2 separate regions of the Homo sapiens genome follow, and region 1 is linked to region 2. A link is an interaction called in ENCODE POLR2A ChIA-PET data of the cell type or tissue named here. Cell type or tissue: PC-9. All regions are shown on one strand. Links, peaks and the distances in the headings refer to the core of each region. The heading gives the core; the rest is flanking DNA.

Region 1 (16,475 bases), core at 4,513-12,512, 710 kb after region 2:
CAGACTTTCTCTGAATCCCTGTGACTGGCTGCTTTAATTCTGCCACCTTCCGTGCCTGGCTCTGCAAAGGTGCTCAGTAAATAAACGTTCATTGAATGAACAGACATTATGCACCCAGTGTACAAGTCCTTTGAGAAAAGGGGTCAAATCCCAATTCCCTTGAAATCCCGAGACATTTAATTTAATCAATGTTGAAGTAAAGTGTACAACAAAAAGTGCTGCATTTGGCAACACAAACACTAGAACCCAGTCCCCAAAGAGCAATAGAGAAATGGCCACCATGTAAGCACTGGGAAGCCAGCCAGCGGAGCTTGCCATCATCTGTCTAGCTTTTTTTTTTTTTTCCAAGACGGAGTTTCGCTCCTGTTGCCCAGGCTGGAGTGCAATGGCGCGATCCCAGTTCACTGCAGCCTCCGCCCCCTGGGTTCAAGCAATTCTCCTGCCTCAGCCTCCTGATTAGCTGGGATTACAGGCGCCCACCATGCCCAGCTAATTTTTTTTTTTTTTTTTTGTATTTTCAGTAGAGACAGGATTTTGCTGTGTTGGCCAGGCTGCTCTCAACCTCCTGGCCTCAGGTGATCCACCCACCTCGGCCTCCCAAAGTGCTGGGATTACAGGTATGAGCCACAGTGCCCAGCCCATCTGTCTAGTTTATATTCCATGCAGACTGTGCTGTAGATCCTCCTGGGCCCTACTGAGTGTGAAGTCTAGTGGAGGCCCAGCACCAGGGGAGCCAAAACAGGGATGCCTGGGCAGCATGGGAGAGCACAGAGAAGGGGCCCTGAGCCCAGACTTGGAGGCTCAGGTGGGCCTGGAGTGGTGGTTCAAAGGCCCAGGAAGACAGGGGGCAGAGGGGTTTGGAAGAGCACAATAAAGACACAGGAGCGGCCCAGCGCGGTGGCTCACACCTGTAATCCCAGCACTTTGGGAGGCCCAGGCGGGTGGATCACAAGGTCAGGAGTTCAAGACCAGCCTGGCCAATATGGTGAAACCTCATCTCTACTAAAAATACAAAAAAATTAGCTGGACATTGTGGTGCATGCCTGTAATCCCAATTACTCAGGAGGCTGAGGCAGGAGGATTGCTTGAACGCGGGAGGTGGAGGTTGCAGTGAGTTGATATCACGCCACTGCATTCCAGCCTGGGTCACAGAGTGAGACTCCATCTCAAAAAAAAAAAAAAAAGACATAGGAGCATAGACCGGCATCATGGATGTGGGGACCAGCACTAGGGTGTTGCTGGAGTGAAAAGCCCACATGGGAAGTGGTGCGGGCTGAGCCAAGAGCTGAGCCATGGCATCTTTGGGTGCTGAGCCAAGGATGTGAACTTCACCCCGAGAGCCATGAGCAGCCACTGAAGAATTTCAAGGAGGGGAGTAACATGATTTGATTCTTTTATTTTAAACTAACCACTATTTAAGCTCAGTCTATCCATGGAGGAAAAGAGCTAAGACAGGCAGACAGTTAGGAGGCGATTGTAGCAAATAATACAAACCAAAAACATTGGAAATGTTAAGAAGGTGGGTGACTGGTGTGGTAGCCAGATGGTTAGCAGAGCTGACCAGAGACGGTAAGGACGGGGATGGAGAGACAGGGAGAGGGGGAGTGGAGGGGAGCCCAGATGTGCAGCCCTGGAGCTCGGAAGAGAAGCAGGCCTGAGAGCCACAGAGCCCCAAGAGGTTGCCCGGAGAGAGAGTCCCGAGTGAGAAAAACAAAAACCCATGACAGGTCCTTGGGAAATTCTGCCACTTTCGAGGTTGTGGGAAGAGGGGAGCCCATAAAGGGCCTAGGAAGGGAGGGCAAAGTCATCCTAACCAAACAGACGTCAACATGAAGGCGATATCACCAATCAGAGGGGGCAGGGTGTTTCATGGAAGGAGAGGGCACAGCACCAAGTGCCCAGAGATTTCCCTGGGCACTCATATCAATGAAGTGGAATCAGCAAGAGCAGTATTGAGTGGCAGGGTGGAAGCCTGGGAACGGGAAGTGGGGGGACTGGAGTGAAGGGAAGATGAGGAAGAGGCGACAGGAATGGAACAGGCAATGCTTTCCAGTTGGCTCTCAAAGAATAGCACCACAGCAAGAGGGGTTCGGGCTTGAGGGAGGCTTTCTTTCTTTTCTTTTTCTTTTTTTTTTTTTTTTTTTTTTGAGACAGAGTCTTGCTCTGTCACCCAGGCTAGAGTGCAGTGGCCTGATCTCAGCTCACTGCAACCTCCGCCTCCCGGGTTTAAGCGATTCTTCTGCCTCAGCCTCCTGAGTAGCTGGGATTACAGGCGTGCGCCACCACGCCCGGCTAATTTTGTATTTTTGGTAGAGACAGGGTTTCACCGTTTTGGCCAGGCTGGTCTCGAACTCCTGACCTCGTGATCCTCCTGCTCCTCCGCCTTCCAAAATGCTGGGATTACAGGCGTCAGCCACCGCACCAGGCTGGGAGGCTTTCTTTAAAGGAGGTGGAGTATGTCCCTGTTTATATGCTGAACGGACATTCACCCCAGGCTATGGGTGGAGCGCTGGGCAAGGAAGAGGTGAGAGGAGAAAATGGGGCTCAGATGGAGGAAGGAGGGTCCACAGGAGCGGATAGAAGGAAGCGGAGCTCCCTTTGCCCAGTGACACGGCAGTCAGTCCTCTCCAGCTGACATTGCCATGTGGGAATGTGGGCTCAGTGAACATGACAAAATGTTGAGAGGCCATACATTCCATATTTTTGTTTATTGTTTTGTTTTGTTTTTTTGGGACGGAATATCACTCTGTCGTCGCCCAGGCTGGAGTGCAGTGGTGCAATCTCAACTCACGGCAACCTCTGCCTCCTGGGTTCAAGCAATTCTCCTGTCTCAGCCTCCCGAGTAGCTGGGATTACAGGTGCCTGCCACCATACCCGGCTAATTTTTATATTTCTAGTAGAGACAGGGTTTCACTATGTTGGCTAGGCTGGTCTTGAACTCCTGACCTCAAGTGATCCGCCTGCCTCGGCCTCCCAAAGTGTTGGATTACAACCATGAGCCACCATGCCCAGCCAGTCTCCTGATTCTTAAATGTTTGCAATTACCTCCAAAAAACAGTTTCATTTTGGTACAGGCCAGAAACATGGCTACGGCCCACACTGAGCCAATGACCCCTCCACGTAGCTCCCTATGACCCAGGATTTCCATAGCCCACAGTCACTCACTTCTTCCCCTCCAGCTCACCCTCCATGTGGGCATCTCCCTCCTAGGAGGCCTGAAAAAGACTTTCCTTTAGAGGATCAAAAAGACTTTTTCTACACTCTGGTAGATCTTCCACTAGGAGTAGATTCCAACCCTTTAATTCTGAGTCTTTGGTTTCTGCCCCACCCTGGCTTCTGGGTTTAATAGGTACTGTCTTAAAAGAATGTGGATATTCCACGGCAGCCCTCCCTATGAAGAAACGCTTGAGACTCCTTCTGAAGGAGTACGTAATCCTTCTGTAGTAAGTGCATTTCCTATGGGCTTCTCACAAAGCTGAAAGAAGAGTAGGGTTTGAATTTCCAGGCCCAGGAGAAAGAGGGGCTGGGCTCCTGGGGTCCTGAGCCATATCCTTCCACGTGTGGCTTCCACAGCCCAGGCAGGCATGCCCATCTGTGATAAAGGGTATCATTATCATAATCAAGGTCATCCGTCTTTCAGTCCCCATCACTTCTCTCACCTGCATTTGGGGTGGAGACTGAAACTGCCCCGGCTTGGCTGCTGGCTTCCTTCTGTTTGTTCTGGTCTTTGCATTCCAGTGCTGATGGCTGTGGTGTGTTCTAACAAGGATAAAGATTATCACCAGGTCACTCATCAAATCATCCAATCAATGAGCACTTTTCAAATGCCTACTATGGGTGTATAAAATACCAGAGACCCCACGTTTACCACTACCACCCCCCAACACACCCCAACCCAGCCCAAGCTCCACCATTGCCTGGAATCTCTAGCTGTAGAGAAGATAACAGAGAATCTTTAGAAGACAACTGGCCTAAGCTGAAGGACAGCCCTTTGTGAAAGCCCGGGGAATCTCACACAAAGGGGACAATGCTATCTCCGGTTCATCCACCCACCAGACCCAGTCATTCTCCTCAAGGGCTTTGCAAGGACAGAAGGAGAGAGATAAGGTACAACTGAACACTGAGGAACAATGTGTAAGAAAGGAGGGTTTTATTGTGGGACCACAGCACTCATCGGTTACTGCCCTCTGGGTATCTTTTCTCCAACAGCATTAAGCTGGATACTGCGGGGCAGGGGTTCCGATCACTAGATTCAGCTCCACTCAGAGTTCCTGATGCCTTACACAGTAGATCTCCAATCAGAGGTCGCTACCATCTGTGGGGAAGGGGAGTGTTCCCATCAAGAAGGAGAGCCCACCTGGCCATGGGATTCCCTGACCAATAGCAGGATTCCGTCTGGCAGCAACACTGAAACCAGTTCGTGGAGAACTATGGTTGCCATCAGTGTTTTCAACGGGTTACTCTTTTCATGTGTTTGCCCAAGTCTAACACCATCCCAGGAAATTACTCTTCCCAGCAGGATGCAGTGGCTCACACCTGTAATCCTAGCACTTTCAGAGGCTGAGGCAAGAGGATCACCTGAGCCTAGGAGTCCCACACCAGCCTGGGCAATATAGTGAGACCCCCACCTCTACAAAAAATAAAAAATAAACAAAATTAGCCAGGTGTGGTGGCACACAACCGTAGTCCCAGCTACTCAGGAGGCTGAGGCAGGAGGACTGCCTGAGTCCAGGAGGTCAAGGCTACAGTGAGCCATGATCACACCACTGCACTCCAGCCGGGGCGACAGAGTGAGACCCTGTCTCAAAAAAAAAGGGAGATTGCTCTTCCCCAGGGGATAGTAACCCAAAGGTTACATGAAAGGATTGAATCGGGACCTTCAGTTTCAAACAGATTAAATTTCTTTTTTATTTTCTTTCTACTGTTTTCTTTTCTTTTCTTTTTTTTTTTTTTTTTTGAGACAGAGTCTCACTGTGTGTCCCAGGCTGGAGGGCAGTGGCCAGATCTCAGCTCACCACAACCTCCAGCCTCCCAGGTTCAAGGGATTCTCCTGCCTCAGCCTCCCAAGTAGCTGGGATTACAGGCGTGTGTCACCATGCCCAGCTAATTTTTAGTATTTTTAGTAGAGACAGGGTTTCACCATGTTGGCCAGGCTGGTCTCGAACTCCTGACCTCAGATGATCCACCCACCTCAGCCTCACAAAGTGCTGGGATTACAAGTGTAAGACATCATGCTCGGCCTGTTTTCTTTCTTTCTTTCTTTTTTTTTTTTTTTTTTGACAGACTCTCGCTCTGTTGCCCAGGCTGGAGTGCAGTGGCACAATCTCACTGCAACCTCTGCCTCCCGGGTTCAAGCAATTCTCCTGCCTCAGCCTCCCAAGTAGCTGGGATTATAGGCATGTGCCACCACACCAGCTAAGTGTGTGGCTAAGCTTATTTTTAGTAGAGACGGGGTTTCACTATCTTGGCCAAGCTGGTCTCAAACTCCTGACCTCAGGTTATCCACTCACCTCGGCCTCCCAAAGTGCTAGGATTACAGGCGTGAGCCACCGTGCCCAGCCTTTTTTTTATTTTTTAAGAGATGGGGGGGGTCCCACTATGTTGACCAGGCTGGTCTTGAACTCCTGGGCTCAAGTGATCCTCCCATCTCCACCTCCCAAAGTGTTAGGATTACAGGTGTGACCCACCTGGCCGGGCCAAATGGTGAAATTTCTTATTCATCCTTCCTTCTTACAGGTGAACTATCTTCCCTGTTCCGAGCTTTCAGGAGGACTGTTGGGGCCACTTAAATTTTTCCTCCCCATAATGAAGCAAATTCTTCATTAGAGTTTTCTAGATGCTGAGACAATAAATTATTTGTCTTTGTCTCCGAGAGCTTAGCAGTGTCCCAGGCATTCTGGAAATGTTTGTGGCTTGGATAGATGAATGATGAGTGATGAAAGAATGAATGAGTGGTGAATAAATGAATGAATGAGTGGTGAATAAATGAATGAATGGTGTAAGAGTCTTTCAACTGAATGATATTTGCATTTCTCTAACAATCGATGGCATGAAAATTTCCAAGGTTCTTAAAAACTGCACATAGATTAATCCCATCTCACTGATTCTTCTTTCTTCACAAATTTTTAAAATTCTAATAATAATCAGATATAAATTATTTTACAAAAACAATCCTGTCTTTCCCAGAAAAAGTTTGGTTGAGAAATTCAGCATGTGATGACTCTTCTTTTTATTTCAATTGTTCAGTTTCTAGTTATAAAATGAAACTCAGAATAAGTCCAAATAACCACAGAAGGAAGGAATTTTTTTTTAATTTAGAAACAAAGATTGAATAATAATGGCAAACACATTGGCGCTTACCACATGCCAAACGATTTTTACCCTTATGTCAACTCCTTACATCAACTCTGGAGACAAGTACTACTACTACCCCGTTTTACACAAGAAGAAACTGAAGTACAGAGAGCTTAAATAACTTGCCCTAGATGGTACAGCTAGAAAGAGCCAGAGCTGGTCAGGCACAATGGCTCACACCTGTAATCCCAGCACTTCGAGAGGCCAAGGTAGGCAAATGGCTTGAGCCCAGGAGTTCAAAATCAGCCTGGGCAACATGGCGAAACCTTGTCTCCACAAAGAATTCAAAAATTAGCCAGGACCGCCGGGCGCAGTGGCTCACGCCTATAATCCCAGCACTTTAGGAGGCCAAAGCAGGTGGATCACCTGAAGTCAGGAGTTCAAGACCAGCCTGACCAACATGGTCTCTACTAAAATACAAAAATTAGCATGGCGTGATGGCGGGCGCCTGTAATCTCAGCTACTCAGGAGGCTGAGGCACGAGAATCGCTTGAACCCAGAAGGCGGAGGTTGCAGTGAGCCAAGATTGAGCCATTGCACTCCAATCTGGGCAACAAGAATGAAACTCCATCTCAAAAAAAAAAAAAAAAGTAGCCAGGCATGGTGGTACACGCCTGTGGTCCCAGCTACTCAGGAGGCTGAGGTGGGACAATCACCTGATCTCAGGGAAGTCAAGGCTACAGTGAGCTGTGATCACACCACTGCACTCTAGCCTAGGTGACAGAGTGAGACCACCTCCCCCAACCCGGGCAAAAAAAAAGAAAGTGGCAGAGCTGAGATTTGAATCCAAACTACCTGGTTCATAAACCCACACTCTAAACACTAAACCATCCATTCATGTTTCATAGCATATATTAGGAAATATGAAAGAAGGAAAAAAAATCCAAGCCAAAGTTGCCAGTATATTCAAGATAAGAAGTTATCCTATAGAAAGCATGGCTTTCACCTAAACATGTAGATTACCTCACAGTGTCCTGTTGTAATTCATTGCCAAAACTAGAGTGCTTTAGAAATAACAGTAATAGGCCGGGGACAGTGACTCATGCCTATAATCCCAGCACTTTGGGAGGCCGAGGCAGGCAGATTACGAGGTCAGGAGATCGAGACCAGCCTGGCCAACGTGGTGAAACCCAGTCTCTTCTAAAAATACAAAAAAAAAAACATTAGCTGGGCATGAAGGCATGCACCTGTAGTCCCAGCTACTTGGGAAGCTGAGGTAGGAGAATCACTTGAACCTGGGAGGCAGAGGTTGCAGTGAGCCGAGATCACGCCACTGCACTCCAGCATGGGGACAGAGCGAGACTCCGTCTCAAAAAAAAAAAAAAAAAATAGCAGTAATATGCCAGGCGCAGTGGCTCATGCCTGTAATCCCAGAACTTTGGGAAGCCAAGGCGGTTGAATTATTTGAGGCCAGAAGTTCGAGACCAGCCTGGCCAACATGATGAAACCTCGTCTCTACTAAAAATAGAAAAATTAGCCAGGCATGGTGGTATATGCCTGTAATCCCAGCTACTCAGGAGGCTGTAGCAGGAGGATCACTTGATCCCAGGAGGCGGAGGCTGCAGTGAGCCAAGATTGCGCCACTGCACTCCAGCATGGGTGACAGAGCCAGATCCTGTCTCAAAAAAAAAAAAAGAAGAAAGAAAGAAATAACGTTAATATTACTAAAAGCAAGCAAAACAAAGATTCTATAGTAGCTGGACTAAATAAAGGAGTAGGAAACGAGTTCAGTTACTATTCACTTTAGAAAATGAAACAATCAAATCATTAAGTAAATGGTTTTCTGATACAAATACAAAATTAATCTGAAACCATTAAAACAAGTCACACTGCCTTAAAAGTCCTAGGCTCCCTCTGAAAAGTGAACTTCAGGAAAAAGCCATTATGAAATCTAGCCATCCTAGGTGCTGTTGCAATTCAATCACTAGAGATTAATATTAAGATACTCTATGAGTCTAAACTGTACGGAAATCATCAAGCAGGGAGAAGGAAAATCTTGTTAGTAACAAAGAACTATGCCTAGAGAAAATTCTCAGGGAGAAAAATTCTTCCACAGCCACCACTCTGATGTAATCTTGAAAGCAGGTTGGCCGGGAGCGGTGGCTCACACCTGTAATCCCAGCACTTTGGGAGGCCGAGGCGGGCAGATCACAAGGTCAGGAGTTCGAGACCAGCCTGATCAACATAGTGAAACCCTGTCTCTACTAAAAGTACAAAAGTTAGCCGGGCGTGGTGGCGCGTGCCTGTAGTCCCAGCTACTCGGTAGGCTGAGGCAGGAGAATTGCTTGAACCCGGGAGGCGGCAGTTGCAGTGAGCCGAGATCGCATCACTGCACTCCAGCCTGAGCAGCAGAGGGAGGGAGACTCCATCTCAAGAAAGAAAGAAAGAAAGAAAAAGAAGAAAGAAAGGAAGGAAGGAAGAAAGGAAGGAAAAGGAAGGAAGAAGGGAGGGAGGGAAGGAAGGAAGGAAAGAAAGAAAGAAAAGAAAACAGAGGTTGAGAAAAATAGAAGAGCAAATGACATTAAGGTGTGGGTGGGAGAAGAAAATTGCCAAGGAATTAAATGGTATAAAATATAAAGTGTTCTTAAAGCTTTTCCTTTTAAAATGTACTTATCTGTGGAAAATATTATACTGAGTGATGCGTGGGCCTTGAAAAGATTAAGGCTGGATCCAGACTGCGGTATCATTCCTGAGGTACAAGGAAAAGGTTTGAAGATGGGCCTGATATCATCAAAGCCAAGCACAGGTCAAAACCAACAACTGCTAAAGTGTTCTGAGCTGATCAAAGGAGGAATCCAAAGGCCAGTGCACCATGCAGCCTGGGACTGAATGATTGGCATTGTCATCTCGTCATTCCAGGACATGACCACTATGTGGCAGGAAAGGATGTGGCAGAAGGGCAGGCTATGGCACCAAACAACTCCTTGAAGCCACTCAAGAAAACAGAGGATAAGGAAGGGAAGGGGGAGGTCACTCCCCTGAGGCCCTCCAAGGCCCCAGACTCTCCCATTTCATATCTAAAAGTCATGGTGAAATGGGTGGAGAAAAGTGATACACAACCATTCCTATCAAAAAAGGTGGAGACATGATTACGCCCTTTATGTAAAACAGTTACTAAGTAACAGAAGACATAGCATTAAATAGCATCATTACGACATATCTGATTATGTTACTAGTGTGAATCACTCACAATTTCCTGTCCAAGAGAGAGCTGAAATTTTTATTCTAACAAGATCATAGAAACTGGTAATAGGCCAGGCGCGGTGGTTCACACCTGTAATCCCAGCACTTCGGGAGGCTGAGGCAGGCAGATAACCTGAGGTGAGGAGTTCAAGACCAGCTGGGCCAAAATGACGAAACTCCATCTCTAGTAAAAATACAAAACAATTTTGCCAGGCGTGGTGGCACGCCCCTGTAATCCCAGCTACTCAGGAGGCTGAGGCAGGAGAATCGCTTGAACCTGGGAAGCAGAGGTTGCAGTGAGCCGAGACTGAGCCACTGCACTCCAGCCTGGGTGACAGAGGGGAGACTTCATCTCAAAAAAAAAAAAAGTAAACACTGGAAATGACTTAAAAGTCCATCAATAGAGGAATTGTCAAATATGCAATATATCTATGCTGCACAATATTTCACAATGAAAAGAACGAGGTAGGTCTGTTTTCACCTACATGGAACATCTCCAAAACGTTAAGAGGGGAAAAAGGAAACTGCAAAACAGCACAGTCCAATCTTATTTATGGTTTTATGGGTTTTGTTGTTGTGGTTGTTGTGTCGTTGCTAACCCACAAAACTCTAGGCTTCTATGTTAACATACAGACTTGTCCAAATGCATTGAGCAAAGTCTACAGGGCACATGCCAAGATGAAGCTAATGGTTATCACTAAGAAGGAGCACGCAAGTGTGTTTGGAACAAGGGGAATTTCTCTTGTATTGTTTTAATTTTTTACAAAATGAATGGCATACTAAGATTACACTAAATGTAATTATAATTACACTATATAGTGTAATTATAATTACACTATATGGTGTAATTAAAAATTGAATCTTTGGGGCCAGACATAGTGGCTCATGCCTATAATCCCAGTGCTTTAGAAGGCCAAGGTGGGAGGATCGCTTGAGGCCAGAAGTTTGAGAGCAGCACGTGAGCAACATAGTGAACCCAGACTCACTCTAAAAAAAAAAAAAAAAGAAATTTTTTTTTATTAGCTGGGCATGGAAGCTGTGCCTTTAGTAAGAGCTACTCAGAAAGCTGAGGTGGGAGGATCTCTTGAGTCCAGGAGTTCAAGGTTGCAGTGAGCTGTGATCATGCCAGTGCACTCCAGCCTGAGTGACAGAGCAAGGCCCTTCTCTAAAAAAAATAAAATAAAAACAAAAAACAAAATAAATAGATCTTTGGAAATGTTGGCTCTAAAAATTTCCACCTGTCCAACAGAATATTCATTAGGATTGAAAGTACTTTACCAGCTGTGATTACTTCAACAAGGGGAGGTTCATTATTCAACAAATATTTATTGAGCATCTACTGTGGGCCAGGCACTGTTCTAGACTCTGGGGATATATTAAAAATCCCTGCCTTCATGGAGCCTATATTCCAGCGGACTTTATGGCCTCTCTTCCGCCTCGCTTCTCCCACTTCCTTTGGTGGGAGTGGTCTCTGGAAGACAGGCATGGGCATGGGGAGATAAAATATGCCCGGAGGCAGGGGCATGACGTAGATGAACTCTGACCATGTCTTCTAGGCCTGGGAAAGAGGAAAAGATAGAAAGGGTTTAAGGCTTTAGTGCAGACCCATAGCATCCGACTGGCCTCTCACTAAACATCCTCTGTATCTGTTCAAACCTGCCAGGCGCAGTGGCTTATGCCTGTAATCCCAGCACTTTGGGAGGCCGAGGCGGGTGGATCACCTGAGGTCGGGAGTTCGAGACCAGCCTGACCAACATGGCGAAACCCAGTCTCTACTAAAAATACAAAAAAATTAACTGGGCATGGTATCGTGTGCCTGTAATCTCAGCTATTCGGGAGACTGAGGCAAGAGAATCGCTTGAACCCGGGAGGCGGAGGTTGTAGTGAGCCAAGATCGCACCACAGCACTCCAGCCTGGGCAACAGAGCAAGACTCCATCTCAAAAAAACAAAAAACCAGCCGCACAAGTTGAGCTGTCGGCAGCTGCGCAGCTCCTAGCCACTCCTCCATCTCCTGGAGACTGTGAACCAAGCCACAAAGGGGAAAGGGGTGTGGCCGAGTGCTGGTGGGGCTTAGGAGCTCCTGGCTCCTCTGGGATGCCAATGAGACTTCCCTTCTGGCATGAGGCCACGTAGAATGATGATGGCTGAGAGTGCAGCAGTAGGAGGACAGAGGATAGCTGGTAAAGGGAAAGTGAGTAAGTGGAAGGAAGTCCATGTAAGAGCTAACTGTGCTCCATCTGGGCCAAAATGGGGAGATCACATCTCCCTTCAGGCGTCATCTGACACCAGACCAAGGCTCAGCCAAGCTTTTCTGTGCTGGAAAGCCAGAAGCCAGGAAGGAGAGCCTGCTGCTCCTGGGTGCCCTCACTTTCCAGTCCTCTGCTCCTCTGTCCCCCACACCAGACTACCTGGCTCCAGCTTGCTTCTTGTCTAAGCTGAACAGAATAGAGAAGAGGGCAGGTGAAATGCCTCAAGACAGGCCTGGCATGAAAAAGTGGAACTTAGTTTGTGGCTTACCCAAGAGATTAAACATAGTCTAGTTGTATCCACGCAATTAAGATGGGAAGGTTAAGGATCCTGTATTCCAGATCAATCTGCACTCACAAAACGAGGACCGTAGTAAACGCAAAGGAATGACTCAATAGTAGCGAAATTCAGACATCCTTGACAAGCCAGTAGGGGAGATATTTCAGGCTAGGGCAGCCTCACCTGAGGCCTTCAAATCATACTATAAAGGTACCTGGCTGCCCCACCTGAGCCCAGCCTAGCCAGCTTCCCAGCTATGTCAGTTCACACAGGTGCTAGAAGGCTGGGGTAATCTGATTGGCCCAGAGAGTCATGTGTGCTACAGAACACTACCTTCGTTAACGATCAGAGTCAGGTTTGAACCTGTTCCTCCCAAACCTACGTGCTGTCCCTCAGAGAGCCCGATGATGACACACAGGGCGTGGTATGTGGCTCCGAACCTCCCCAGTGACTTAAAAAATCCAAGTGGGTTTTAAATTGCTGCTCCCAGTTGATCATACCAGAAATCGAGCTATAGAACCGCCTCAACATCATTTTTTTTCTCCCACTTTGAGCTAAGTGAACAAACTGGGAGATTTCTGCCTCACCACTTTACATAGTAAATAATCCTTTCATCTCCCCTTTGGCTGGGAAGAGCTTACTCTGTGTGGACAGGGAACCAGCAGAAGCCTCTATGTCAGCTGAGTTTTGAACAAGGCAGCGTTGAGCTGGGAATGCTCACTATCAAGTTTTTTCCCCCTTGACAACTGGATGTGGACATTGCTCAGACATACTGTATCACATTAAAACATACAATTCTGGCCAGGCACAGTGGCTCACATCTGTAATCCTAACACTTTGGGAGGCTGAGATGGGAGAATTGCTTGAACCCAAGAGTTCGAGACCAGCCTGGGCAACATAGTGAAACACCATCTCTACAAAAAAAAATCAAAAACACAAAACAAATTAGTCAGGCGTGGTGGCACTTGGGAGGTTGAGGTGGGAGGATTTCTTGAGCCCAGAAGGTGGAGTGGCAGATGGCACCACTGCTTTCCAGCCTGGGGGTCAGAGTGAGACCCCATCCAAAAAAAAAAAACAATTTTATCCCTGCCTTTCAAAGGGATTTCCAGTCTCAATGCCTCAAATTCTACATTCTAGAAGAACTTTGCCTGCCAGGCACGGTGGCTCACGCCTGTAATCCCAACACTTGGGGAGGCCAAAGTGGGTGGATCATGAGGTCAGGAGATTGAGACCATCCTGGCCAACGTGATGAAATTCCATCTCTACTAAAATACAAAAAATTAGCCAGGCAGGGTAGTGCATACTTGTAGTCCCAGCTACTCAGGAGGCTGAGGCAGGGGAATTGCTTGAACCCGGGAGGTGGAGGTTGCAGTGAGCCGAGATCGCGCCACTGCACTTCAGCCTGATGACAAAGCAAAACTCCATCTCAAAAAAATAAAATAAAAGAACTTTGTCAAACCCTGAGAGAAATAAATGCACTTGCCAAACCCCAGCATGATGTGAGCACTTTGCTCTCCAGATGCCACAAATACTCTACTGCGCTCACATGTCAATATATCACAGCCAAGTGCTGCCCAGCAAATACACAGGGCTTTGTCTCATTCTGCAGCGCTGGACGCTGGCCACGGAGCCACTGTTGCTGTGTCTGTCAGGCTCAAAGAGAGCGGTGGGGCAGGCAGGGGGCATGGGGCAGTTCGCTGCAAAGACAAAGCCAGCCCCGCATTGCTGCAGGTGGGAAACACAACCCTCCACATCCCAGCCAGGCTTTCCAGGTCAAAAAATTCTCTAGGAAGGAAGGGAAGGAGAACAAAAGAATAATCAAAAGCCACACTTCCTAGACTTAAGCAGTGAGAGACGTTTCAGATGCCAGCCACCCATTTCGGACCAAACTGGGCAGATTTGGGGTGTCTTCTCCTCTTCCACACCCGAGCACTCCTTCACTCCCTCTTCCTCAACTTCCTGCCCCAAGCAACACCCTTTTTGCCGTTCTTGCCACCCCACCTTTCTTGGGCTTCAGGTCCTCGACTTCAGAGTCTCCAAGCTTTTCCTCTGCCTCCTTTCCCACCCCAGCAGGGCAGTCCTGGGGGCTGGAATGGTGTCAATTTGAGAAGTTTGCCAGCCAACAGGGCACAGAATTTAGCTGAATTCACACTCAGCAGCTCAAGGAAAGCAGCCAAAGTGCAAAACTTCAGCAACCGTTTATTAGAGAATGTTTATTTTGTTTTGTTCTTTAACTTTTGTTTGTTTTTACCCTAAGTACAGGCTAAAACCTGAGAGATCAAGAAACTAAACAGTAATTGACAGAAGGAAAATTGGAGCACCAGTCGCTGAGGGGAAGTGTATGAAGTGATCGGTTAGTGATAAGATGGCTTATCAAGTTTCTGCCACGTGCCATGTGCCTGGCCGTGTGCTGGAGACATAATGATGGACAAGCATACTACTTCTCACTCACAGAGCTGACAGTCCGGAGCAAGAGGCAGACAGACAAGCCATTGGCCACTAATATTTTAATATGAATAGTGCTAAGAACAAAAAAGTACAGAGCAACATGAATGCGTGAGATAGCTGGGGAAGATGGGGAGTATCCAGGAAGGCTTCCAGGAGGAAATGACCTCTGAGCTGAAACCCAAAGGATGAGGAAGAAAAGCCTGCATGAAAGCCAGGTGCTGGAAAGAGAAGAGTATGTTAAAAGAGTACTGGGAAGAGCTGAGTGTGGCTGCAGAGGCCGGCTTGAGACTGCAGAGGCTGACAGTAGCTAAGTCAAAAGCAGAGACCACCAAGTGCTCCCTGGGCATTGGCTGGAGTATGAAAAGGCTGAGACATGTAGTGTTCGGAGCCACCTCCAAGACCTTTTTTTCCCTGTGTGAACCTATGTACAGTTCACGCTGGCTTACTGAAGCATTTCTGTCCAACTTTTAATTCTCCATATTCCGTGAGAGTTCAGCAAATGCTCATAAATACAAAACAATCAACAGTCCAATCCATGTCAGAGTAGAGTGAGTGGGGGACACGCCCTGACTCCCATGTTTTTTCCTGTCCTTATTTCTGCCACCAGCAAAGCCCAATCAAAGGTTGTCCACGATTACATAACCAGGCATGGCAAGTAAGCCTCAGCGGACACACAGGATCTGACCACTTCCCCTTCGGAAACTGTAAAACAACGAAAGTGGGCTGGGCACGGTGGCTCACGCCTGTAATCCCAGCACTTTGGGAGGCCAAGGCGGGGGGATCCTGGGTAAGGAGTTCGAGACCAGCCTGGCCAACATGGTGAAACCCTGTCTCTACTAAAAGAAAAATTAGCCGGGCATGGTGGCGGGCGCCTGTAATCTCAGCTATTCAAGAGGCTGAGGCAGGAGAATCACCTGAACCCAGGAGGCAGAGGTTGCAGTGAGCCAAGACCGTGTCATTGCACTCCAGCCTGGACAACAAAGCAAGACTCCATCTCAAAAAAAAAAAAGAAAAAGAAAAAAAAAGTGAGTGTTTGCAGAACATGCAGAGTGGCCTTTTTACCTGGGTTGCCGGCAAGGTCTGGACTCACCATCCAGTGGCAAGAACCCGATTAATCCAAGGTGTTTATTTCCTTTTGATAAACAGTAACATGTGATTTTCCATTTTTAGACACAATAATTACTTCAAACTAAGAGCAGTCACCAAAATCAGTACTTAGAGGGAGTGGTTTTCCTTCATAAGAGGGCAGCAGCTCAGTTTAAAAAATAACTTCTTTTAAAGTCCCTGCCTCCAGGCCGGGCGTGGTGGCTTATGCCTGTAATGCCTGCACTTTGGGAGGCCGAGGCGGGTGGATCACCTGAGGTCAGGAGTTCCAGACCAGCCTGGCCAACATGGTGAAACCCCATCTCTACTAAAAATACAAAAATTAGCCAGGCATGGTGGTGCGCACCTGTAATCCCAGCTACTAGGGAGGTTGAGGCAGGAGAATTGCTTGAACTCAGGAGGTGGAGGTTGCAGTGAGCCAAGATCACACCACTGCACTCCAACCTAGGCAACAGAACAAGACTCTATCTCAAAAACAGAAAGAGAGAGAGAGAGAAAGAAAAAGAAAGAAAGAAAGAGAGAGAGAGAAAGAAAGAGAGTCTTAGATATGATTCAAGAGACACGCAATTTTTGGAAAAACATGATGTTTAAATAGCGTGAAGGACAAAAAGCCTAGCATCCCTGCCAGGCCCCCCAGCAAATTTACCCAGAGCTTATCCCACCTGGGGCTCCTCCCTCCTGCAGCTAAATTCCTAGAATTTATTTTCTAGGAATTTTTCTAGGAATTTAGACAATCCGCACTGGCTGCCTCCACTCTCTCATCTGACTTCCCTATCTGGCTGAAGGGCCCACTTGAAATTCAAGTTGTGAGCCGAACTTGCAATCTTACAAATAGAAAATGCCCTGGCGTTATTCTTG
Region 2 (8,929 bases), core at 930-8,929:
CTAAATGACCTGGCCTCATGGGCTGAGGACCACATGGGATGGTCGATGGGAAAGGTTTTGTTCGAGGGCCCTGGTTATTATGCGGTGTTTCAGGCTGGGTGGAGATTCAGAGGCGTGTGGCAGGCTGGCTGGGAGGGGGCTGGGGTTGAGGGACTCTAGAACCTCATTTCTCTGCTAACTGGGCCTGTCTACAGCTCCTCCTCCCCCGTGTCTGTGGTGCTGTGCAGCCTGAGGTCAAAGGAGGAACCATGTGAGGAGGGGAGCCTTCCACAGAGTCTCCACACCCACCAGGACACCCAGGTAGGTGGGACTGGGAAGCTGCGGGCCGGCCAGGCCCGAGCTGCTTCTCTCCTGGCACAACTGGGCCCCAAAATGGGCAAGGAGCAGAAGCTGGGAGTTATAGAGTAAAGCCTTCTCCACAAGGGACACTCTGGGGCCTGGGCCTCTGTGTCCCAGGGAGGGGCACGCGTGCCCGTGTTTGTTCATTGCACTCTGCTGAGCATCTCCCAGCCCTGCCGTGCTGGAGACGTGGGGAAGACAGCAGATCACAGGTGCTAATGTGGATGAGTGCAATGATGGAAACAGGCAGGTGTCTGGGAGCCCATGGCGGGGAGGGCTGTGGCTCACTGGAGGTGTCTGCAGAAGCAGGAAGGAGCCGACCTCATGCTCAGGTTGGGGAAGTGGCACAGCTAGATGTACAGCATCAGAGGGCCCCTCAGGTTCCATGTTTGGCCACCTCTTCTGGGAGAACTGGATGGTGAGCTCCTCCCTGGCCAGGTAACCGGAAGTTATGACTGTCCCTGGGGCTGATGGACCCCCAGTTTCTTCTTGAGCCTAAGAGGCCATGGGAGAAGACGCTCAGGACAAATGAAGGGAAGTAGTGATTATTTTTTCTTGCCCATTCATGTGTTTACTCAGAAAATATTGATTGGGGCCCCATCTGTCCCAGGCCCTGTGCTGGGTGGGCCTAGCTGCAGGGGAGAGAGGTGGAGTAGACACAGGTTTTGACTTCCAAGAACGTACTCTATAGTGAGGGAGAAAAGACGTGCAGAAAGCACCTGCAACAGAGGTGGGGGTGCTTCTGAGGGAGGCCCGAGCCCTGTCGCCCTGCAGAAGAGACAGGGTCCAAGACAGAGGGAGAGCCCAGCTAGACACACAGCAGACATGGTGCTCGGGCCTGAAACCACATCACAGACGCACAGCCAAAGCCTCAGGTAGATGGGCAAGCTGCCTGCAGCCAGGCTGCATGCCACCCTGTGAGGGAGACAGCCAGACAGACCTGGGTTTGAATCCCAGCTGTGTGATTTTGCCACACTGTGTGATTTTTAGGAAGTGGCTCAGTTTCCTCATCCAGAAGATGGGGCTAGTAGCAGCACTGTGTCACTGGATTGTACTGAGGATGGGGCTAATGAAATACTTTGATGTGCCCAGAGCATAGTGGGTGAGGGAACCCAGCACAACAGGACTGGGAAGGAGGCAGGGGCCAGGTGGAGGTGGCTGTGGACCTGCCAGTCCCGGGCACGGTCTGCATGGAGTAGCTGCCATTGCTCCTTCTGCCAAAGCAGAACATGCTCCTTCCTATCTCTTCAAAGTTCTCTGCTTTTTTCCTTCATAAAACTCCCCACAGACCCCAGGACTGCGACGGCCGTGGTGAGAGATGCTGGTTGGGATAAGGGCAGCAGTCTGTCCTGACCCCTCTCTCCCTTCTCTCCAGGGCACCTCTCACCGGTGGCCAATAACCATCCTGTCCTTCCGTGAATTCACCTACCACTTCCGGGTGGCACTGCTGGTGAGCAGGGGCATCCCACCTACCCTGGAGGTCTGGGCACCCCTGTCTGCGACGTGGGGCTTGAGGAATGGGGGGTTTGCACAGTATGTGGTAGGGCTGGGGGCACAGTGTCAAGCAATGTCAGCAGGGAGTGCCATCTGCCCCGCACCCCCAGAGCCACCTCACCTTCCCACTGCCCTTCCACCCAGGGTCAGGCCAACTGCAGTTCAGAGGCTCTCGCCCAGCCAGCCACAGACTACCACTTCCACTTCTACCGCCTGTGTGACTGAGCTGCCCTCCTGAGGCAGCACCACACCAGGGACCAGGGGTGCCCAGGCACCCCCCAACACTGGATGCAATGGTGTTACACTGGAGCCCGCTGCAGGCCAGCTCTGCTGTTCACTGGCCCTACCCGAGACTGGTGAAACTGGAAGTCTTCACACTGGAGTTGCTGTTCCAGCTGGTCGCCCCTCACGGCACAGAGGGAACCTGAGAGCCAGAGACTTCTTGGGCCTTCCTGCCTGCCACCCCCTAGGGGCCAGGACAGGACCAGTTTACCTCTTTCCAGATATGGTGGTTGGAGGGCTGGTTCAGGTGCCCTGGAGGGAAGGGGAAGCCTGTGGCCCTGATTTGTTCAGAGCCCATTCTCCCTTGCCTCCCCTTTTGAGACTGGAGCCAACCCTTTTGGAGAGAGGACCTGCCCACCTTTGAGATCAGCAGGGGGCTCGGATCCAGCCCTAAGAGACTTGGGTGGACCCCCATGAGTCAATGGAGGGCAGACGGCTCTCCCCCTTAAAGCTGTTCCCTGGGGGATGGCTTGGTAGTGGACTTTCTGGGGTTTGCCTGTTACGCCAGACTCGGACTTCTAAGCTTTAAGTGTGGCCCAGGAGGTTTCTTCTCCCTGGGAGGGCTTGGCTCCCAAGAAGTCCCAGGGCAGCCGAGGCCAGCCCTGCCTGGGTTGGAGAAACTGACTTTGTGCCTTAAGTCTACTCAGTGCCTGGTGAAGCCACCCTCAGCCCTTCACAGGCCTGAACCAGTAGGGGCCAGTGGGCCAGGTAAGCCCTAGAGCCTTGAACCAGGAATATCCAGGAAGAGGAAATTCCCTTTGAGCCCCCAGATGGTATTGCAGCTTCACTGCCTGCGTTCCTGGGAGCGTCTGGAGCTCACAGTGATCAGTGACCACATCATTCTCTCTGAGCAGAGGAGCAGGAATCCCTCAAGCAGCAGCCTGGTCTTGGCTGGTGGGCAGATGCAAATAGCTTTTGCTGTTATTAATGAAGTAATTACTAAATGCACTTAAACCAGGGCAGGAAGGAATGGAAGGATGGAGCTAGAAAGCTCAGAGTGGGCCAGAGCAGGGGTGTGACACTTGCAAAGACAGGGCTCTGACTCTGATCCCTCCCAGGGAGCCTCCGACACCCATCCCACTCCCAACCACCAAGACCCTGGGTTAGGGAAGAAGTTGTATCTTAAGTGCCACCTTCAAGTTTCTTAGTGGTGCCTGGTGCATTCCGAGGCTACATCCAGGCTCATGGAAGGAGTGTAGTATTCATTTAGCCATGTCTGCCATGGGTCCAGAAATGGGAAAGGGAATTGCTGTCCTTGCCCTGTGGTATGCTGCCACCTCTTTGGGAAGCAGGCCTTGCCCCTGTCCCACCACTCATTCTCAGCTTTGAATGGGAGGCCTTTCTATAGTGGAGGCCTTTCCTTGAAGCCTATGAACTGCAGGCCCCCTTTTGCCATTGATCTCAAAGCACTTGTCCTCAGGATAGGGAAGAGCAGGGGGATGCAGGAATAGCAGGGATAGCTTGCTCCCAGCCCCCTCCCCAATTTGGTTCCGTTGACATAGGAATTTTACGATTCCCAAACCATGCAGGGGCTGAGCCTTCCTTATGATGACTTTGTTCTCCCTCCCACTGGGGGAATCCTCCCTATGCCTTAAAACTGCCGAGCCCCACTCCATGTAATAGGATTCCTGGGCTTCCTCAATGGGGGTTCATGTTCTTGGACTGCGGGCCCTCAGTCCTTAACTGGAAAGTGACCGTCCACTGCCCCATGGAGCCCATCTGGACACAGCACAGCCCCAAAACCGTTAGCAGCTGGCTCTGTTTCCAAGCCTGGGGAGGGGTTCCTCAGTGCAGGAGTTGGGGACAGGCTGGGGATCCAAGCTGCTTGAGGGGGTCAACCTTGGACCAAAGTTGCCTTAAGCCTGTGGTAAAAGGGCTTCAGGGAAGGTAAGTGGGCCACCTGCTGGAAGCTGCCAGCTGCCCGGCTGGCAATGGTGTGAGTGTCTTGGCCCTGTCCCTGCCCTGGGGTCCAGCAGGTCATCCCTCCCTTCTTCTCTCTCCTTTGGCGTTTGTTCCTGTAGTCACTGGGCTAATCTCCCCCTAGCTTCAAGCTGTACATAGGGCCTCCCAGTGCAAATCCTCCTGCCCATACCGTGCACCCTTAGAAGCCTGCGTGTGCATAGAGCGCCCCCTACTTCCCAGTTAACTCCCAGTTCTTCTCCCTGAGCTTGGTATTTGTCATGTGCCAACTCTGACTCTGAGGTGGGCAGTGAGGGAAGCAGCCCCGGGCCTGCTTGCTTCCTGTCCCCGAAATGTTCGTTTCTTCTGAAGTAAATATACATATATAAATAAATGTATAAATACTGCTTTGTATCTGAGCTTGCCTCCTTGTCTCTTCTTGGGATTGGTCTGGTGGGAGAGGAGTCACCTATAAGGCTAGGGCCAATTGGAATTCAAAGTTCTTCCTGAGAAGCCTGGAATCTCTGAGCGCCTGAACCAGAGGGCCAAATGGATGCTTCATACCCCTTATCCTCTTAGCTTCATATTGGGGCTAGGAGTGGACTCATCAGCCTCTCCCATGGCCACACCTTCCCCTCCTGCGCACCCGCTGCTGCCCACCTGCATTAAAAGTAGCCACTGAGGAGAAAAGCCTTCTTAGGGGGAGAAGCTGAGCCTGGTGAGGATGCCCCAGCACAGAGAATGGTGGCTATGTTTATGGCAGGGACTGGCCTAGGGCAGAATGGACCGATGTGGGTTCCCAGAGAAGTTTGTCCTAGAAACAATAGAAAAGGGTAGGCCCAGACCCTATCCACAGGTAAGCCTTAAATTCCAATGACAAAACACCGGTGCTACACAAATCTCATCCCCCTTAAGTAGATCAGCAGCAGGAACTGTGAAAGGCAGATGAGAAATGGGAAAGGGAAGAGATTGGGGAAGCAATGTAGGTCCCAGCACCCACCACCCCTGCAGAATGGGCCCCAGACAGGACTGCTATACATCTGCATTTATTATGAGCAGCAGGTGGGACACTTCCAGCAACAGTAAAAAAAAGTAATTTACAAAAGCAGGTTTCAGTGAAGCCATCTGGTTGTTACCTAAAAGAGGAGAGGGGTATCAAAATAAGACCAATGGCCCTTCTTTCCTCCTTCTCTCCCTGCACCCCTGTGCTCCTGGGGCAAGGGCTATTGAGCACACACCTCTGAGGATGAGCCACCAGAGCTGATTCCTAGTGGCCTGTTTGGTGGATTGTCTGCAGCAAGTTTTAAGCCCTGGATCTTGACCCCCTTTCAGCCAGCTGACTTCCCAGCAGCCTCTCCAAGTCACTGGGGTCTGACTTCTAAGAATGTAAATGTACAGCCATGGGATGCCTGCGTCCACACTTCTAGGTGGTACATCCCAAAGGCAGATCGAGGCCTTGGGCCATGTGAGCTCAGAACTGAGAGTCACATTTGGCTCAAATCCGTATGAGGGGCAGGGAAAGAGGCACAAATGTCTAGTGTCCCTACCCATTCCACTGAGTCTGTCTCCATCAACCAAGGGGTCATGCTGGTAAGAGCTTTAAGGACCCTGCTGACCTGACTCTGGGGAGGCTTCCCTGGGCTGTGCCTTGGAGGCTCACGCATCCATCCCATTGCAGCTCTTACCCTTGGGTGCTCACACGTAGATGCCAACCCAGAGCAGCAGGAAGAGGACTCCAAAGCCCATGAAGAGTGAGGCCACTAAGGAGATGAGGAGCTCTTTATAGATATCACGAGTGTACTTGGTAGAGGTGACCTCGTAACTGGGCACAGCAGTTAAGGCAAAGCGAAGGGGTGGACTGTGGAGTGCAGAGAGCCCAGCCCACGGCAATCTGAGGAGAAAAGCATTGGCTCAATGCCTTCTGGGAGGCCTATCTGGCTCAGAGCAGCCAGGCAGAGGGGCCTAAGAGATGCCTTGGACTCTGGTGCTCCACTGCCATGAAGAAAATGAGACCCAGAGGAGTTAGGTCACTTGCCCCAGGTCACACAGCTCATGAGGGCCGGAGCTGGGACTAGCCCTCAGACCTCCTGACACCTGAGTGCACCCTTCCTTATACCACCTTTCCAACTGTAGCACCCCTATTCCCCACCTCCACTCCAGCCAGGTCCCCTGCTCACTGTCCTGGAAATCCAAAGAACAAACTGAGCTCACCTGAACTTGGGAAATAAGGCTATAACCTGCCCCTGGGCATCACTAGCCCTCCTCTCCTCCTTACCTTCTCTCAGCCCCAATCCAATGTACAAAACCGGCGGGGTCCATGTACCTAGCGTGGTTTCTCCCTGAGCTTCCCACATCACTAATGCTGGTCCTCTGGCTGCTCAGTGAAAGGATACACGAAGAACCAGGCGGTGAAGAACATGCCAATGGCCAAAAGCACCACGGTCAGATGGGGGAAGACAGCTGGGTTCACTGGGCTGGTATATCTGCTCATGGCCTCGAGCTCCTAGAGGAGGGAAAGAGATCAGAGCTATCAAAGAATCCCACGATTTCAGCCTGGAGAGAACATGCGGTTATCAAGGAGCCTGGTGCTGCCGTGAAACAGAGGCTGATTTTAGCCCGGAAATGTAGCTGCAGATCAATGGCCCTTATTAGCATTTTCTGAGGCCAATAATCTGACCACTATGAAAACGTGACTAAAGGTACGAACTCTCTGCCTGAGAAAAACCACATACAAGAAAAAGTTTGCCTACAATTTCCGGAGCTTTGTGGACCAGTGTCTATAGACACCAAGCTGAGAACCCCCGCTATAAGTCACTGACTGGTGGTACCCAGATCTCAATATCTTTTTTTTTTGACGGAGTCTCATTTTTTGGACGGCGTCTCACTCTGTCGCCCGGGCTGGAGGGCAGTGGCACGATCTCGGCTCACTGCAACCTCTGCCTCCCGGGTTCTAGAGATTCTCATACCTCAGCCTCTCGAGTAGCTGGGACTATAGGATTACAGGTGCGCACCACCACATCTAATTTTTGTATTTTTAGTAGAGATGGGGTTTTGCCATGCTGGCCAGGATGGTCTTGAATTCCTGACCTCAGGTGATCTGCCTGCCTCGGCCTCCCAAAGTACTGAGATTACAGGTGTGAGTTGCCGCGCCCAGGCTCAATTTTTTTTTTTTTCCAGACAGTCTTGCTCTATCGCCCAGGCTGGAGTGCCTGGAGTGCAGTGGTGCCAACTCGGCTCACTGCAAGCTCCGCCTTCTGGGTTCAAGTGATTATCCTGCCTCAGCCTCCCGAGCAGCTGGGATTACAGGCGTGAACCACCATGCCCGGCTAATTTTTTGTATTTTTAGGAGAGACAGGGTTTCACCTTGCTGGCCAGGCTGGTCTTGAACTTCTGACCTCCTGATCCGCTCGCCTCAGCCTCCCAAAGTGCTGGGATTACAGGAGTGAACCACCGCGCCTGGCCCTCAATTTCTAATTCAGTATTTTCCTCACTACCTATGCTATTATGGAATCTTGTGAGCTATGGTCAAGACATTCAAGTTCTGGTTCTGAGTAATCTGAGTCTGAGTAAAGCGACTGTAATATCTATTTCACAGAACTGAAAAATAAGAAAGATGATGAATCAAAGCATCTAGTGCCTAGCAGGGAGTATTTTGCTCAACAGGTATTTGCTTCCTTCCTAAGGCTGTAGGGAAGATGATGAGATAATGTCTTTTATGAAAGAGGGCTGTAAACGTAAAGATCTGTACAAATGTTAACTTCATTGTCACCGGTCAGCCAATGCTTCTAAAATCCAGAACATAACAACTCTAGAGAAGTAAACTGCCCCCATTGTTCTGAGACACTGGAATTCAATTCAGTAAACAATCACGGCCCCCTTCCCCCAAAATGATAAAGACAATCACTGCCATTTATTGAGCTTCCAATTACGGGCCCTCTGTTTGGCACTGAGAATACAAAGATGAATAGACATCATCCCAGAGCTAGATGCGCGTCAGACGGTGGTCACTAGGAGGCGTGGCCGAAAACAAAGAAGTCCATGGAACGTGGCCAGAGATCTGTACAGAGGCTGTGGGCGCTCCTAGGAAAGTCTGGCCAAGTGCCTGAGAGTTGGAAGTGCTTCACCAATAAACATTTGCCCAGGGCATTGTAGGATGGGCACGGGTTCGGCAGAAGAACTTTCCAAATAAAGATAACACACCACCGATAACAGAGATATACAAACTGGAAGGTATTCAAAATTCGCCCCACGCCTCTCGCCCTTAGAAATCGCGAGCTGAGAAACCTAAGGAGTTCATGGCAAGGGGCTTCCCCCTTCCCCACCCTTCAGCCCAAGCCGGAGGTTCCAGGAGCGTCTAGCCCTCTGGATCTCCGGCGTCTGAGGAGATAAGCGCGGTGTGGGTCAGACCCCGAGGGGTCCTCGCATCTCCGTCTGGAACTCCCCTCAACGCTCTCACCATTTTGCCCCGCGAAGGCTAATCCGCCGCTCCGCCACCGGAAGAACACGTCGGCAGGAGCAGGCGCCTAGCACAACCGGAAAAGGAAGTGCCTCCGGCGCAAGTGGCATTGAGGGACTTGTAGTCCTGCGATTTCGGGTGTAGAGGGAGCAGGGGCCTGCGGGGACCTGGTGTGGGTGGAGTGGGGACAAGCGGTGGAGAAGGGTACGCCAGGGTCGCTGAGAGACTCTGTTCTCCCTGGAGGGACTGGTTGCCATGAGAGCAGCCGTCTGAGGGGACGCAGCCTGCACTACGCGCCCCAAGAGGCTGTGCGTGGCGAGCAGGTCACGTGACGGGAGCGCGGGCTTTGGAAGGCGGCTGAACGTCAGGCCACCCGCCGCTAAGCTGAGAAGGGAGAGCGAGCTTAGGACCGCCTGCCCGGGGCAACCCCGAACCAAGCTTTAGCCGCCGAGGCCGCGT

Evidence for each region. Peaks named below come from ENCODE experiments on the same cell type or tissue, not always from the same donor. Only the 100,000 strongest peaks of a DNase experiment are listed, where the experiment ranks them.
Region 1: POLR2A ChIA-PET joins it to region 2 with 6 read pairs; 2 of 35 experiments call an interaction of 5 or more read pairs at or near these places.

Annotation. Positions count from the first base shown.
Region 1 is chr11:62,488,073-62,504,547 of GRCh38, forward strand. It overlaps a transcript of AHNAK not described here. Among named protein-coding and RNA genes, the nearest start is that of AHNAK, 50 kb to the right of the region's middle. In PC-9, for the core only: CTCF peaks have their summits at 9,237 and 9,437; DNase peaks (open chromatin) are centred at 9,479 and 12,389; H3K27ac peaks cover 1,806 bases.
Region 2 is chr11:61,784,086-61,793,014 of GRCh38, forward strand. MYRF (myelin regulatory factor) reads left to right here. Exons shown (of 27, transcript NM_001127392.3): 25 at 195-300; 26 at 1,715-1,789; 27 at 1,978-4,433. The coding sequence ends at 2,058. TMEM258 (transmembrane protein 258) reads right to left here and starts at 8,514. Exons shown (of 4, transcript NM_014206.4): 1 at 8,471-8,514; 2 at 6,408-6,517; 3 at 5,700-5,836; 4 at 4,864-5,150. The coding sequence starts at 8,473. The coding sequence ends at 5,710. It overlaps FEN1 (flap structure-specific endonuclease 1), which reads left to right and starts at 8,826. Exons shown (of 2, transcript NM_004111.6): 1 at 8,826-8,929. MIR611 (microRNA 611) reads right to left here and starts at 8,476; the gene lies at 8,410-8,476. RefSeq lists enhancers at 1,001-1,745, 1,746-2,490, 7,762-8,739, 8,532-8,826, 8,740-8,929. In PC-9, for the core only: CTCF peaks have their summits at 4,225, 4,434, 8,066 and 8,271; DNase peaks (open chromatin) are centred at 8,046 and 8,556; H3K4me3 peaks cover 1,747 bases; H3K27ac peaks cover 1,681 bases.